Linked DNA regions of Mus musculus: region 2 is linked to region 1. Evidence: chromatin loops called from intact Hi-C (ENCODE). Cell type or tissue: gastrocnemius. All regions are shown on one strand.

What was found. A loop is a pair of places that touch in the nucleus more often than their neighbours do. Peaks named below come from ENCODE experiments on the same cell type or tissue, not always from the same donor. Only the 100,000 strongest peaks of a DNase experiment are listed, where the experiment ranks them.
Region 2: a loop joins it to region 1, with 2.8 times the contacts of the local background. A loop is called at or near these places in 14 of 42 quality-filtered maps.

What each region holds. Positions count from the first base shown.
Region 1 is chr11:100,277,516-100,285,515 of GRCm38, forward strand. It overlaps Gm14206 (a long non-coding RNA gene), which reads right to left. Exons shown (of 5, transcript XR_880211.2): 2 at 3,471-3,651; 3 at 2,940-3,067; 4 at 1-1,558. Among named protein-coding and RNA genes, the nearest start is that of Krt42, 12 kb to the left of the region's middle. In gastrocnemius, CTCF peaks have their summits at 4,676 (motif pointing left) and 5,255 (motif pointing right); DNase peaks (open chromatin) are centred at 3,803, 4,675 and 5,264.
Region 2 is chr11:100,178,662-100,186,661 of GRCm38, forward strand. Gm39022 (a long non-coding RNA gene) reads left to right here. Exons shown (of 5, transcript XR_880210.3): 5 at 2,008-2,729. Among named protein-coding and RNA genes, the nearest start is that of Krt9, 11 kb to the right of the region's middle. In gastrocnemius, no CTCF peak of the experiment used is centred here; a DNase peak (open chromatin) is centred at 3,459.

The DNA of each region.
Region 1 (8,000 bases):
CTATCTTCCAGTCATGAAAGGGTGTGTGTGTGTGAGTGTGTGTGTGTGTGTGTGTGTGTGTGTGTGTGTGTGTGTGTGTGTGTGTGTGTGTGTTTAAGACTCTGGGGTGATCATTTGTCTTAGCAGCAAAAAGAAACCAATCTAGTCCTCACACCCTTCTCACTTGTACTAGATTTCTCAAGGAGGTCTGTTCTTCTTCTACACTGGCAATCCTTTGCAGCCAAAAGATGCTCTCTGGTCCCACCGCCTAGCTCAGTACCCTGCATGTGCTAAGTGCTCTGCCGGTGGTGACCTGTCAACTGAATAGATACAGTGAGAGCCCAAGGTTAGACTTCAGTCAGCACCCATTCATCCTGCTCATTGTGTGGCAGACACTGGGCTGGGCTGGCTCAGAATACAGTCCTGAGTCAGCCCAGCCCTGCCCTTCACGAGAGCCAGCCGTGAGCAAAAGACAGACAGACATTTCATTTGAGTACAATAGCGCTGTGCCCTGACAGACAAAGGTATGTGTGGACCAGCACCTTGGCAGGGTGAGGAAGGAGCCAGTCACTCACACGGAGGCACAGAGCAGTTTCAGAGGGAGGGACTGACTGGGAGGCTGGGTTCCAAAGCCAGGGCAGAAGCAACGAGCCAGGCAGAGGTGAAGACCTGCCAGGTGTGTTTGGGGAATACCTGAAGGCCGGAAGCTGGGTCAGCATCCTGGAATGACGCAACCAGAGTGCTGGGGAAAGGAGCCTGTTAGATGCAGCTTGTCTTTCTATTGGCTAAGCATGCGCTCTGTGCTGGGTGCTGTCCCTGACACTGGAAATCGGGTGGTGACGTAAGAGCCCGCTTTTCTATCCTAATGGAGCAATCTGTCTGCTGGAAAGGTTGGGTAAGATCAACAAATCCGAGAATAACGTGTTCTCCAAGTCTAGGGAGGTCCCCATCTACAGCTAAGGTGAGATGAGGAAGGAGCCAGCCATACACAAGGAAGATAATTCCAGATGCGCAGGCCCTTGGGCTGAGCGCCTCTTCAGAGAGCCTGAGGTTGAGGAGAGTGAGGCTGAGCCACCAGACAGAGACTGAAGTCCCTGATGCCCTAGAGCAGCAATTCTCAACCGTCCTAGCATAGTGACCCTTTAATACCTCATGTTGTGGTGACCTCCAACCACAAAATTATTTTTTGCTACTTCATAATTTTCCTTCTGTTATGAATCATAATGTATGTATTGGAAATGCAGGATAGCTAATAGGTGACACACACACACACACACACCAAAAGGGGGGGTCATGACCCACAGGCTGCTCTAGAGCTTTCAGGGTGGTGTCTATGGGGTGTCAGGCCTGAGAACCAGGATCTACAGTCCCCTGGGCCAGGCAAGGCAGAATCTGCTGATGGCTTCCGTTCACTTCTTCCACAGCCGTCTACATGACAAAGTGCTTCCCCCGCCTCGCTGGGATCCAGGCTGCTTCCAGGGAGAGCTTTGTGGAGAGAGAGCTTCCTGGAACCCCTCTGGGGAATGTCTGGGCTTGCAGAACATGTGGGAAGTGACTGGAACGAAGGCTGAGAAGAAACCTGCAAGGAAGGGATACTGAGGAACTCAGATTGTGTTCATCATTGCTGTGCTTGGGTTTGTTCATTCATTTGTTCCCTAACTTGCTTGCTTGCTGTGTTAGGCACCGAAGCAAGGACCAGGTACATGCTAAGCATGGATTTCCCCTACTTAGCCATGTCCTCAACCTTTACTTACTCTTAATATGTCTACGCGTCTAGATGTTTTAAGAAAGGCGGGTTCTCATATAGCCCGGGCTGGCTTCAAACTTGCTATGTATAGAAGGGCAGCCTTGAACTTCTGATCCTCCTGTCTCCCTAGTGCTGAGATTTCAGGCACTGGCTTATATGGTGCTGGGAATCAAACCCAGAGCTTTGTCCAGGCTAGACAAGCACTTTACCAATTGGGATACAGCTCTAGACTGTATAGATTTTAATTCCACAGAAGGAAACACTATCCATCTCTCAAGGCCTGTCTCCCAGGCAACAGTATCTCTGAAACAGCAGACTCTTTCCATCCACTCCTCCATTCCAAGCATCTCTGGACTCCAATGTTTTTTGTTTACACAAAATGGCATAGTATACATCCCTGAACATATGGTGGTGTGAACTTTTACAAACCCAATCTTAGGGGAAACTTTGGTAATGGGATCACTGGGTTAATGAGTAATGTTCTATTTTTGGTTGAGACAGTGTCCTGCTGTGTTGCCAAGGCTAGCCTTAAACTTCCGGGTTTACATAACCCACCTACCTCCAAGGAGTATAGACATTCACCTGGCTGGCAAATAATTTTTATCCCTTTTTCTCATTTTTTATTTATTTTTATTATTATGGATGAATGGATGCAAGTATGCGTAATACATACATATGCATGCATACATGTGTGTGCATGTGCCCAACGGGGCCAGAGGGTATCAGATCCCTGGAAATGGAGTTACTGGTGGGTGTAAGCCACTCAGTCTGGATAATGGAAGCAATCGTGAGACCTCTGCAAGAGCGATGAGTGCCAACAGTCCGGAGGGCTGGAGAGATGGCTCCGTGGTTTTGGTTTTGAGACATGGTATCGCTGTGTGGCCCTGGCTTTCCTGGAACTCACATGTAAACCAGGCAATCCTGGAACTCACAGAGATCCACCTGCCTCTGCTTCCCAAGTGCCAGGATTAAAGATACATGCCACCATACCCAATGACTGTTTGTTGTTGTTGTTGTTTTAAGACAAAGTCCCCTGTAGCCCAGACTGGCCTCAAACTTGCTATCTAGTGGCAGACTAGAAGATGTCTCTGAGCTTCTGATCCTTCTGCCTCCACTCCCCAACCAAATAGAATTGAGCTTCCCCACTAACTTGTAGCAGCCCGGGAAACCAGTGAGACCCAGCTGTTCCCCATGCTGCAGGCTCTATGGTTACCTTTGCCAACGTCAAAGGGCTCCTTGGTCACCTCAGTTTTCACTCCTAACTCCTGGGTGACACGAAGCATCCGTCCTGGATTTGTTAGGGTTTCTATTGCTGTGATGGAACACCGTGACCGAAGCAACCTGGGAGAGAAGGGTTTGTTTGTCTTATGCGTCCACAGAACTGTCCATCATTGAAGGAAGTCAGAACAGGAACACACAGGCTGGAACCTGGAGGCAGGAGCTGATGCAGAGGCCATGGAGGAGGGTTACTTGCTGGCTTGCTCAGCCTACTTTCTTATAGAACCCAGGACCACCAGCCCAGGGACAGCACCACCCACAATGGGCTGAGCCCTCCCCCATCAATCACTAGTTAAGAAAATTTCTTCCAGCTGAATCTTATGGAGGTGTTTTCTCAATGGAGGTTCCCTTCTTTCAGATATCTCTAGCTCATATCAAGTTGACATAAATATCCAGGATCTCTTCTTGGGTCCCTACCGACCCCTACGAGCTGACCTTTGACCCCTACAAGCTGACCTTTCCTGACCTTTGCCTGTCTTCTCCTTGCCAGCTGATGACATGGTTCACAAGCATGGCTCAGCCTCCGCACACTCGCTGTGTGAGTGGTTTCCCCATGTTGTCTGTGGGTCTTCTTTTCCATCTGAACAGTCCCTTTGGGTCACCTTCATCCATTGTGTCTTTGCTTCTGCCCCACCTCCTCCCAGCTCCTGGAGTTTGAGAAAAAGGCTTTCCTTAGTGAGAGAAAAATGTAACACTGGGGAGAACCCAGAACCCACCCCAGACTGAGGTGACAGCCTGGGAAACAGACATGAAAATGGACACAGAGCTGGGTAGCCAGCAGGAGCATGGATCAGGGCAGGTGGCCAGCAGGGCACAGGCCAGGGCAGGTTGGAAGCAGGGGGATAGCTTTCTAGGTTGAACAGGTGGGCAGTGATGACTGTAATTCTGTGTTGCAGACATAATTTAGGCGGAGGGAAGCTGAGGGACACCTTGTACATCCTCACCTGTTTATTGGTGATGGGACCCGGCCACCTCCATCTCTGTCCCCAGAAATAGACACACCAAACAATGCTTGTCAAATAAATGATCAAATGAATGACCAAGTCACCAGAGTTGGGAAAGCCCTTTCCCCAAAGGAGAGGAGGGAAGGATATACAACTGAAGGGCCCTCCTCCATAATCTCCATTGTCCCCACAGCCATTAAGGAACAGCCCCCAAGCCCCAAGCTCAGCTAGGAAGAGAGCTGTGCCCACCAACCAGTCCTGTGGAAGCCTCTAGATCTTTGTGGCAGGAGAGTGAGCTGTGTCTGGTCCTAACAACTCCAGCTTAAAACAGACAAGGAATCTCCTCCTACAGGCCGTCCAGGGAAGTAAGAGAGTGGGGCGGAGCCCTGGATTATAACAACCAGGAACTTTCTAAAAAGGCTGTCTGACTCTCAACAGACTCTGGAGTCTAGAGAAAAACCTCCAGGGCAGACCAGAGGGGGTCTTTATGTTCCTGGGGGGTGTTTCAAAGTCGCTGAGAGACAGAAAAGAATAGAAGCTGAACAGGCAGGTACCTGACCAGGAAGCTGAAGGGACAGTGTGGAGTCCCGCCCCACCTCGTCCCAAGGTCCTCTTGCCCTAAAAGGGAAGCCATTTGGCCTCTAGGCTCCAGCATCTTTCCATTCTTGGAAAGAACGCATTACAGAGTGCAACCTAAGCTTCAATCCTGTAGCTAGAGCACCATCTGCTGGTAATTTGCGGTACTGCACCCTTGTTCACAAAGACACAGAAGAAATTCAGGAGGATGCTGGACCACATATCTGTCAGCTGCCTCTTCAGACCCCTTCCCTGGAGTCTGGGTCAGCTCATCTCCCTCATTATACAACTCCCTAGTATGCCACCCCCCGACTCTCCCACTGCACCAAGCCCCAGTTGGGCCACTGTGTCCATTGTCCCACGCGTCACTCCTTTCCTACCCCTTAGGCTCCTCTATGAAACTGCTCACCCCAAGGCCAGCTTCGAGTTTGGGGATCCCTGGGTCAGTCCCTATTCTTCAAGAGGAGTACTCTCTTCCTACTGAAAATTCTTTAACAGCAGCAGCTGTTATTGGTGTGCATGCCACACAGGGTGTGACCCCCCAAAACTGGGAACCCGATACAAACCAATGAAAGAAACGGCTATGCGCACACCTACATGGCTACCCTACATGCACATCCAAGCATGTTCTGCATGTGTGGATGAACAGCAAGAGGGTCTCACTGGATGAGCCAGATAGGCTCTTTGTCACCTAGGCTGGAGCTAAGAGGCTCGAATCTCTGATCGTGCGCCTGCAGAGGGCAGCACTGAGCTGCTCGGGGCTAGCTGGACAGACACCGCGGTTGTTTTGACCTCAGACCTGGGAATGGCTTCTGCTCACTAACTCCAGGGCCATGAGGATAGGGGAAGGGCCCATGTCGAAAGATTTAGTGTCTGAGGTCCTGGAGAAATGGCTCAGCAGTTAAGAGCATGTTTTTCCTTCCCAAGTTCAGTCCCTAGCACCCATAGTAGGTAGCTCACAATCACTTGGAAGTCCAGCTCCAGGGAATTCAATATGTCTAGCCTCTGTGGGCACTTCACTTGCACATTCTCACACAAAGACAGACAGACAGACACACACACACACATTCATGTGATTTCAAATTAAATTGATTTTTTTAAGTTTGAGTGTCTAATAACACATAGTAGATTCTATGCCTTTATTGGGGATATAAGATTGTGAGGTATGGGTCTGTGCGTCATGTGTAACGTGTGCACACATATACATTTCAGAATGCATGCTAGTGCAAGGTCCTGTGATTCTATGTCTTAAATCCTACATACATTTTGTCAGTATTATTTTGACTCTCTTCCATGTTGCGTTTTTAAAGAGAAAGAAAGAAAGAAAGAAAGAAAGAAAGAAAGAAAGAAAGAAAGAAAGAAAAAGAAAGAAAGAAAGAAAGAAAGAAAGAAAGAAAGAAAGAAAGAAAGGAAGGAAGGAAGGAAGGAAGGAAGGAAGGAAGGAAGAAAGAAGGAAAGAAAGAAAGGCCTCAAAGTTCTCACTAGAATGTGGAAACTCCCCTGGGGGGCGGGGGTTGAGCCTGCAGTTCCCTGGAATTTCCCAGAATTCATAGAAAGACTCTGGGTTTCACTTACATTGACTATAACCTTAGAGGAGAGGTGGGCCTGAGTCCAAGTTCAGCACTTCCCCAACGCAAGTGGCTAGTTCACACAGGTGCACATGCAACTCACCTTCACAGAGCTTGCACACAAATGCACACCTACACAGCCCACACATACATTTGCACACGGCTACCATATGGACTCACACATTCAACCTCATTCAAGTCTAATCACATGCCCTTGCACTAGTGCGTGCACGTGGCACACAGACACATACCTCACAGCCCTGCATCCTCAGGTCCACACACAGCCACACTCTAAGCTTAGACACATGCTCTCACATGCTCATAGACAATCGCACATGCGCACACAACCTCACACTGACACACAGTCACACTTGTCTCATGTGTGCACACTTTTGCCCTGTACACTTGCCCGTGCTTTCAGTCCTACAACCTCTTCATTGTCACATTACACACTCGTTCACACTCACACAAAGCCGCCATTGCCACTATAGTAAAAAAAAAAAAAAAAAAACCTTACATTACCACAGGGCTACCCCTAGACAAGCCTGAACAGGCCGTGATCCCAGGATAGATTTCTAGAATCTTCCCAGGAGATACCAAACCCAAGGTAGAGTGATGTCCCCCACATTCCCAGTCTAGAGCAAGCAGAATCAGGACCAGGAGTGTTGACAGCACACACAGGTCACCAGGCCCTGATGACTTCAAGCTTCAGTTCCCTTCCAGTTAGGTCACCTTTGAACTGTGTGAGGCAAGGCCTGGCCAGAAAACCTGACAGGGACACTTGGGCGCTATCACTTATCCTTATGAGGCACACCGAAGGCCTGAGCAGATTAAATTCTGGGGGCATCTAAGCACCCTGGGCCAGTCAAGAGGCAGGACAGGTACGGAGGCACAGCACAAACTGGAGTCACTGTAGACATTGCCTGTCCACACGGGTATGGCTGTCAGGTGTGAAGGCCAGTGGCACACAAGAAGCTCACACTCTCTGAGAAGAGTGAGACAAGCCAGAGGAGGGGAGACAGAGATGGATGCTGAGCCTAGAGAGATGGGGGGGAGGGCCAGCCTGCCAGGGACCCTAGCAGGGAAAGCGGCCTGGATCCTAAAGGCAGTAGGTATGGGCTAGGGAAGGCGTGCTTCCCTTACAGAGGTTGGCAAACGGGGACCCAGAATCTACAGGGCTGACTGACCCTCAGCTGTCACCTGGGGAGCGGGGCTGACCTAGAAATCCACCCACTGGTCCTCCCACGGGCCCTGTCTCTCCCTAACTCCTCAGAATGAAGTCCCCCGTGAGCGACAAAACCTTTGTCTGTACAGAGGACTAATGGTTTCCCAGCATCAAGACTCAGAGAAGTTTCTAGGCGTTCCAAAAAGGTCTCCCCCCCAAAGCCTTTCCTAGCTGGGCCAATTGGTGGTAACCCAACAAAAAGCCAGGGGGTATGGAGCACCTCCTAGGAGCGAGCAGGAAGGGGGTGCTTGATGGCAGAGCTGGGGACAGCTAGAGAAGGACTGAGTGCTGGCTTTACCGAGAGGGCCCAACCCTGACTGAGGGAGGGTGGGGTGCACCAGGCCTGCACATTCCAGCAGCTGCCGCTCCCTTCTAACCTGTCCTCTCCTGTTCCCACAACTTCCCAAGCTGCCCTGGACCTGGCTGTCAGGGAACAGTTCCCAGAATCCTTTGCTGTCCAGACCCCAACTATAGAGATCACAGTCTGAATGCACAATGGCCCTTCTGCCCTCCCCCACTAAGCACACACTCACACGAATGTATACACACATGCATGTGTACGTGCATGCTCAGCCAGCCTCAGCCTCAGGACACGGGGACAGGACACACAGCGAGGCTGTCCGAGCTGTAGCACTCCAGGACAGGCGATCTCCTCCCTCCACCCCATCGAGGCACAGGACAAG
Region 2 (8,000 bases), 99 kb before region 1:
TCCAAGGTTCCCTGAGAGCAAAGATCGGGTTCCTGAGACAGCCCTCCCAGGCTACGAGTGATCCCCCCAACTCCAACCTCATCAATGTCTACTGAGTTTCTATCACACAATGTTCTGGCAACAGGGGCTTTATCAGTCTCCCTTGCACACCAAATAAGTTCTCGATGTACGGTTTTCTACACCTGCTATGTGTGCCTGGAGTAATGGCTACATACTTGCCTCTGGACTCAGTCTTATAGTCCACTTTGGCCACTTGCCTTACCATGGCAGTCCTCCATCCTAGTGCCACAGTGCACCTGTCATCTTCCCACGGCCCTTTCTTTATGCACCTATCACCTTTAAATATATACATTCCTATACACATATTCATATAGAGAAAGGGGGTGGCAGAGAATCACCTTGTTACTGTACTGATTTAGTCTTTCTAGGGCACAAAAATGGTTTAAAAACTAAATACAACTATGGAGTTGGTGCTAAAAAGAAAAATCACACTTTTGCATTTCTGAATATTAAATGAAGATAGCACTGATTAAAACAAAGCCGCCTAGTAAATATCTGTCCGTTTTCACACTGAATGACTTAGCCAAATAGGAAGTGACAAATGCATCCATATGAAAATACTTTATACCAACTATAAACTATTTCACAAAGCATCTGTATTATCTTCATTTGCCACATGCACAGTTTGCCCTCCCTTACCTCTGATATAATTCTAACAGTAGCAGAATATTTGGCTCTTCCGCTCAGTTGGTGATGTCCTCCCACCACTGAGAAGGGAAGCTGGAATAGAAAGAGCTTAGCAAGTATTTAACTAAGAGCAGCTGAATGGGGGCTGGGTGTAGAGTTCAGTTGATAGTGTTTGCCCTGGTTTGATCCTCTCGGCACTATATAAACTATCACGTAGTACACACACACAGCCTCAAGCACTTAGGAGGTAGCAGCAGGGTGATCAGAAGTTCAAGGCCAAGCTTGCCCACCTAGGGAGACTGAGGTCAGCCTCAGCTACAGGAGACCCTGTCCAAAAAAAAAAATTGAATGAATACCGTAAGGATCAAATGGTCTCGATATCTCTGAAGTCAGTAAAAATGCAACTGTGACTAGAGCATAGGATTCTACAAGCTCCTGAATGCTAATAAAGTAGGTGTTGGCTGGTTCCTGCTGACCACTCCTGTAGATCCTAGAGAAGAAGCAGTGGACTTGGAGATCGGAGAGACTGACTTTATGGGCAGGGGAATACATTCTTTCCACAATCAGTATGGAGATTTTTTTTTCTTATTCTTTGGGCCAGTGAGATGGTTCGGTGGGTAAGGACACCTGCAGCCAATCTCCGATGACTTGAGTTCAATCCCTGGGACTCAAATGGTAGGAAGGGAGTACCAACTCCCACAAGCTATCCTCTGACCTCATTCATGCACCCACTGTGGCTACACACACACACACACACACACACACACACACATGTCACACACATAAATTAATTAATTAATTAGTTAGTTAATTAATTTAGTTTTTGTTTATTTCTTGTAGTTACAAAGCCAAAATAGCTGATACGCTCAAGTTTGGATTTCCTAAGTCACAACATCATTTCACATATGAACCACAATAGTCTCTTACAGATAATTTAAGCCAAGCCAAGCCTGGTAGGCACATGCCTGTAATCCCAGCTGCTCAGGGAGCTGAGTCAGGAGGACTGCAAATTCAAGGCCAGCCTGAGCAAGTTAGCAAAATTTTGCGTCAAATTTTAAAACGTAAAAAGAGAAGAACACAGTTCAGCGGCCAAGGGCTCCCCTGGCGTTTTTGAGACCCTGAATCCATCCCAGTGCAGGGGGGATGAGGGAGGAGAGTGGGGGTGGAGCAGTTAAGCCATGACTTGGGAGAGATGAGACTCACAAATTGAGAGCACTGTCTGGAACATTTCCTATGTCTTGGGGAAATTAATTGACTCACAGTACCCCAAGTTCCAAATTATTCTCAAGATCCACCCTGAATTGTCTGCAAAAATTACAGGCGAGCCAGATCCCACACGCCAGGGGGAGGAGGCCAATTTCAAACTCCAAGGCTTGCACAACAGGGAAGCTTCGAGATGCCCTCAGAATGCCTGCAGAATGTGAAGGCTGGCTTGGCGGATGGCCTTTTGACCAAGCTCAATGAGTCAGGACAGAGACCAGTACGGAGGACAGACGACCAGCTTCTAGCTTGAGAGAGGGAGAAGGTCGAAACAACTGCTCGGCTGGATGACAGGCACTGAGGTCCATCCTGCCCAGCATGAAGCTGTTTCCAGAGAACCCCTGAGATCATGACGAGGAAGGGCTCTGAGTACTTAGGGAGCCTGGGAGGTTGACTGAAATCTTCATACAGAAACCTGCTCTGTCAGTCCCAACAGTGACAATCTAGAAGACACCATCCAGACCAATGGTTCTCAGCCTTCCTAATGCTGGGACCCTTTAATACAGTTCCTCATGTTGTGGTGACATGCAACCCTAAAATTATTTTTGTTGCTACTTTATAACTGTCGTTTTGCTACTATTATGAACCATAATGTTAAACCTCTGGCATGCAGGATATCTGATAGATGACCCCTGTAAAAGGGTGTTCAACCCCCAAAGGGGTCACGGCACACAAGTTGAGAGCCATTGATCCAGACTCTGGCCATGAAAAACTGCAGCACAGGCACCTGGGTGTGGAAGCACGCACCTGTTATCCCAGCATTTTGGAGGTGAGAGCAGAAGAATTCGAAGTTCAAGGTCACCCTCTGCTCAGAGCAAGTTGGAGGCCAGCCTGAGCTACATGAGCCCCTGTGAGATAATAGAAGGAAAAGAAATATATAGGAATGGTTACAGGGTATCTTTAGAAAGCTGAGGTGGAACACTGGGTAAGGACCCCAAACACCCTGCTCAGTCTTGCCAGGTGTCACACGTACAAAAGACACCACTCTCCTCCCACCTCCATAGACCCCAAGATATTGGATCTTTCTGAGCTTTTGTGCCTATCCAACAGTGTCCTGTTCCCTTCACTAGCCCCTCTCCCAGTGATGTGACCCAGCCTGTGTCAAATTGCACAAGCTCTCCTTCCACGGGACAAAGGAAGTATCTGTATCTGCCTCTGTGAATTTCCTATGCAGTATGGGGGCTGGGTAGGAAAGAAATGGGCTGTCTTCATTTCTTTTCCTCTCGTTTTGATTAAATGCTCTGGCAAGAGAAACAGAAGGGCGAGAAGGTTCATTTCCACTCACCGTGCAAGAGGAAGTCAAAACAGTGGGAGCAGGAAACTGCTGGTCATGTGACATCCACAACCAGGAAGCAGAGAACGGGATGGTAAAAGTGAGTGCTTGGTTCCTGTCTCCGTGTTCTAGTCCCGTGAAGAGACACCAGGACTGTGGCAGCTCTTACAAAAGAAAGCAGTTAACTGGGACTGGCTTACAGTTTCAGAGGTTTAGTCCATTATCATCATGGTGGGGAGTATGGCGGTGTGCCAGCAGATGTAGTATGGAGTTTTCTGTAAGCTGTGTGCTTTTCCTCACATGCCGCTCCTCCAGGAATAACGACTCTGAGACTTAAATATAGTTACAAGCATCTTGGTCATATGCTTTGGCCATGGAACTGACTGGCCCATAACTGAATTACCCCATTATTCTCATCTTAGCATGCCATGTGAATTACCCTGTTATTACCATCTTAGCATGCCGTGTGGCCTGTCACCTCAGCTTTTATACACCTGTCTTCCTCCAGAGTTCCCAGAGAGAATCTCCCACATCTATTCCCCAGATATCTCTCTTTCTCTCTCTCTCTCTCTCTCTCTCTCTCTCTCTCTCTCTCTCTCTCTCTCTCTCTCCCTCTCTACCAGATGTCCCGCCTTCTAATCCTGCCTCAGCTCATTGGCCAAAGGCTTTTTTATTGACAGGTGAATGCTCTTACATAGTACACAAGAGATTATCTCTACAAGCAGGCACTAGAACAGTAGCTGGGAGCTACATCTTGACCATAGGCAGACAGGCAGACAGACAGACAGAGAAAGAGACTGGACCTGGCATGAGCTTTTGAAACCTCACAGCCCACCCCCAGTGACACACTTCCTCCAACAAGGACACACTTTCTCCAACAAGGCCACACCTACTCCAACATGACCCTATCTCATCCTTCTTGAGTAGTGCCATTTCCTGATGACTAAGCATTCAAACACATGAGTCTATAGGCACCCCAGAAGCTCATGTTTAAACAGAAGAAAGTATGGGCACCCAAGGCCAAGGGTCATGGAGAGAGCATCTTAGGCATCCATTTAACACAATGTCTATTCAAGATCCCCTTGAATAAGGCAGGCCTGAGACAATTGACTTGAACAGGGAGGCAGGGTCATGGCATCCAGCTGAAGGGGCAGAGTAGTTAAAAGGAAAGTTGAAAGGAGCCAGGGTTTCTGGTATAACCACTAGAGGAAGGAAAGAAAGGTTTGGCTAAATGCAGCAGGAGCACTGTCTGCAGGGGAGCACTGCCTGCAGGGGAGCACTCTGCAGGTTGTAAACATCCAGGAGCAGAACATATGGTGGACATTTTCCAGAAACACTATCCTTCACATGGACCAGATGGCGCTGCCATTTTCCTCAGAGCCTTTCTCCTCTGGGTCTGAGACCAGGGTCCTTGACACAGTCATGCCCATGCCAACAACACACATTCACTCAGTCCTTCAGGGTTTCCGCCACTTCCATCACCCTGGGGCTTGTGGGCTATACATTCTAGCCTGCTCTGTGGGTGGCAGGCTACCAGTCTCAGAGCAGGTAGACATCCAAGGTTTTCCTCTGGCCTCCACATGCACACTCGAGTTCATGTATACACACATACAAACAAACATAAATATTTTTTAAAAGCTTGGACAGACATTCAAGCTTTTAGATGATATATTAGGTCCCATCACTATGCAAAGAACCTGAGACAACTCCAAAGGAGAAAATACTGACTTAGGCCCAGGGATTCTAGCTAGTCTCTGGCAGCTTGGCCCTGGGCCCGTGACCCTGTGGACAGTAAACTATGCAAAGAACAGAGTGGAGGAAAGTGCTCACCTAAAGGTGGTGAGAAAGCAGAAAGAGAAGAGAGATTGGGGTACAATTAATTCCCTTCAAAGACATGCAGTTCAATGGCCTAGCTTTCTTCTTGTACACCCCACCTTCCAAAGTCTCCACCACCTCCCAAAAGTGAGGTTTGATAGGTTATTTCTCCGCCAATGAAATGAGCCAATTCAAGCTGGGTGAGTCCACTGGCCCTGAGAAAGGAGGGCAGGGAAGTAGCCATGGGACAAAGAGAGATAACAGGAGGGGGGGAGAAGGAGAGATATGAGAGAGAGAGAAAGAGAGAAAGAGAGAGAGAAGCCAAAATATGTGTGTGTGTGTGTGAGAGAGAGAGAGAGAGAGAGAGAAGCCAAAATGTCTGGATTACATAGGGAAGAGCCTGTGGCAGAAGGGCAGCTCAGCCCCTGGGCTGGAAAGCTCGGGGTTGGGTGCAGTGTATGCCAGGTAAGGACAGAGGGATGCTGGGAGAACCTAAAGGCCAGGTCTGCTTTAGTGTGTAAAATATGCACCTCAGTCCCCTGTCCCAGGTTCCTAAACCAAACAAGGTTATCTAGGGATAGTCTTCAACCCAAAAGCCTTTGGGAGTCATTTAAAGTCCATTTAATGTCTATCACAAGTGGCTTGATGTGCAGCCATGGTCCCTGAAGAACTGCCTAGAGAGGAGGGCTGTCCCTAGTTTATGAAGGAGCTTTGCCGTCAGTCCAATCAGAGTGCTTGATGACGCCCATGGGATGCTCTTCACGCTTCCCTGGAGCACCCTGCTTATGCCTACATTTCGCTCTCTGTGGAATCTTCCATTGCACAAGCAGCACCATGGTTTTTTTCTTGTTTCCGCTCCATAGTCATCATGTGGCCTCCTCATGGAGCACACTAGATGGCTTGCCCAAAATGGACTCCATTACTGCTCCTTATACACCCGTACCTTTCACCATGTGACTCTCCAGCTCTTTGCCTCAAGAGGAGTCTGCTGCCCCTGCTCTCAAATCTAGATTAGGTTGTGACTGACTTTGGCCAACACCGTGAAGGCCAAACAACTGTTCCTCAAAGGACCTTGTGTAGTTACCACTTGCGTTGGGACACTGGCTCAAGGTAGCTGACTGGAAGGTGAGAGTCACACATTTGTCCTCACCACCCCAGCCAGCTCTCAGGGAATCTCAGAGGAAGAACTGCCTAGCCCTTGCAACCAGCCACAGACACATAGAGAAAATAAAACTGTTCTGTCTAAATCGCCAACTGCAAAAATCACAAGGTGTCTTAGTTAGGGTCTCTATTGCTGTGAAAAGAACAGGACTAAAGTGACTTTTACGAAGGAAAACATTTAACTGGGGCTGGCTCACAGTTTCCGAGGTTTAGTCCATTATCATCATGGTGGGAGGCATGTCAGACATGGTGCTGGGGAAGGAGCTGAGAGTCCTACATCCAGGTCAGCAGGCAGCAGGAAGAAACTGTGAGCCACTGAGCTAGGGCTTGAGCATCTGAGACCTCAAAGCCCACCTCCACAGTAACATACGTCCTCCAACAAGGCCACACCTACTCTGACAAGGCCACACCTACTCCGGCAAGGCCACACCTCCTAATAGTGCCACTCCTTATGGGCCAAAAATTCCCATGAGTCTGTGGGAGCCATTCCCGTTCAAACCACCACACAGGACAAATAAATGATCATTTAAAGCATTAAAGAACTTCACGGTGAGTTGCTTTATTGTTTCTTCTTTTCGGTTTGTTGTTGTTCTTTGCTTGCTTGCTTTTTGTTTTGATTTTGTTTCGTTTTGCAAAACAGTGTTTCTCTGTGTATCTCTGACTGTCTGGAACTCATTGTGTAGACCAAGCTGGCCTCGAACTCAAAAATCTGCCTGCCTTTCCCTCCCAAGTGCTGGGATTAAAGGCGTGCACCACCACTGCCCGGCTGAGTTACTTTACTCTTAACACAAGTTAAGTGACAGAAAAATTAACCAACTCTTTTCAAAAACAAATTCAGTTAGCTCTCTCTGAACCTCTGTTAATGCCTAATATAAGGAACTTAAGGTCAGTCTCCCTGAGTATCCCGAGCTAGTATCTCACCGGCAAGAATTCACTCGGACAACCGAATTCTTCTACGGCAAAGCTTTATTGCTTCATCTGAAGGAAGACCCCGAACAAGGAAAATGGTGCTGCTTATATACCCCTCTGTGTGACATGTCAGCTCCTGATTGGCTGCTCACTCATTACCCCACTACTACGCCCCGGGATGGGCAGTGACTTGGCACGAATTTACTATTGCACCTGTGCACATTACTTGTTTACCAGTTAGGCACAGCAGAGGCCAGCGCCATCTTGTAATGGCGATTGCTCACGGCTCTCCACACCTGAGCCTGTAAATCCTAGCTACTCAGGACACTGAAGCAAGGTCACAAGTTCAAGGCCTTCCTGGACTCCGGAGAGCTGGGAGTGTGGCTCAGTGGTAGAGTGTTTGGTTGGCAGGAGCAAAATAGGTTTAATCTCCAGGAGGAAAACATGAGAACAAGGGGCTGGAGAGATGGCCCAGTGGTTAGGGATGCTTTCTACTTCAACACAAGGCCTCAATTCAGTTCTCAGCATCTGTATCAGGTGGCTATCCACCACCACCAATTCCAGTTCCAGAGGATCTGACACCCTCCGGTCTCCACAGGTACCTGCAGGCACATGATACACATAAACTTGTGCAATCTTTCTCTCTCTCTCTCTCACACACACACACAATTCATGGATCTATGGTAAAAACAAAGAAAAGGAAGCATAAAAGAGGAAAAGGTTTAGGGAACATGTAGTAGCTCAAATCATGGCATAAAGGTATGGTCAGGGGACAGACAGACTGTCATGTGACAGTTGGCCATCTCCCTTTTTGTTAATTTGGTCCATGGGCTCAGCCTACAGGGTGTCACCCATATTCAACATGGATCTTTATGCCCTTAGTTAACTCGTCTCT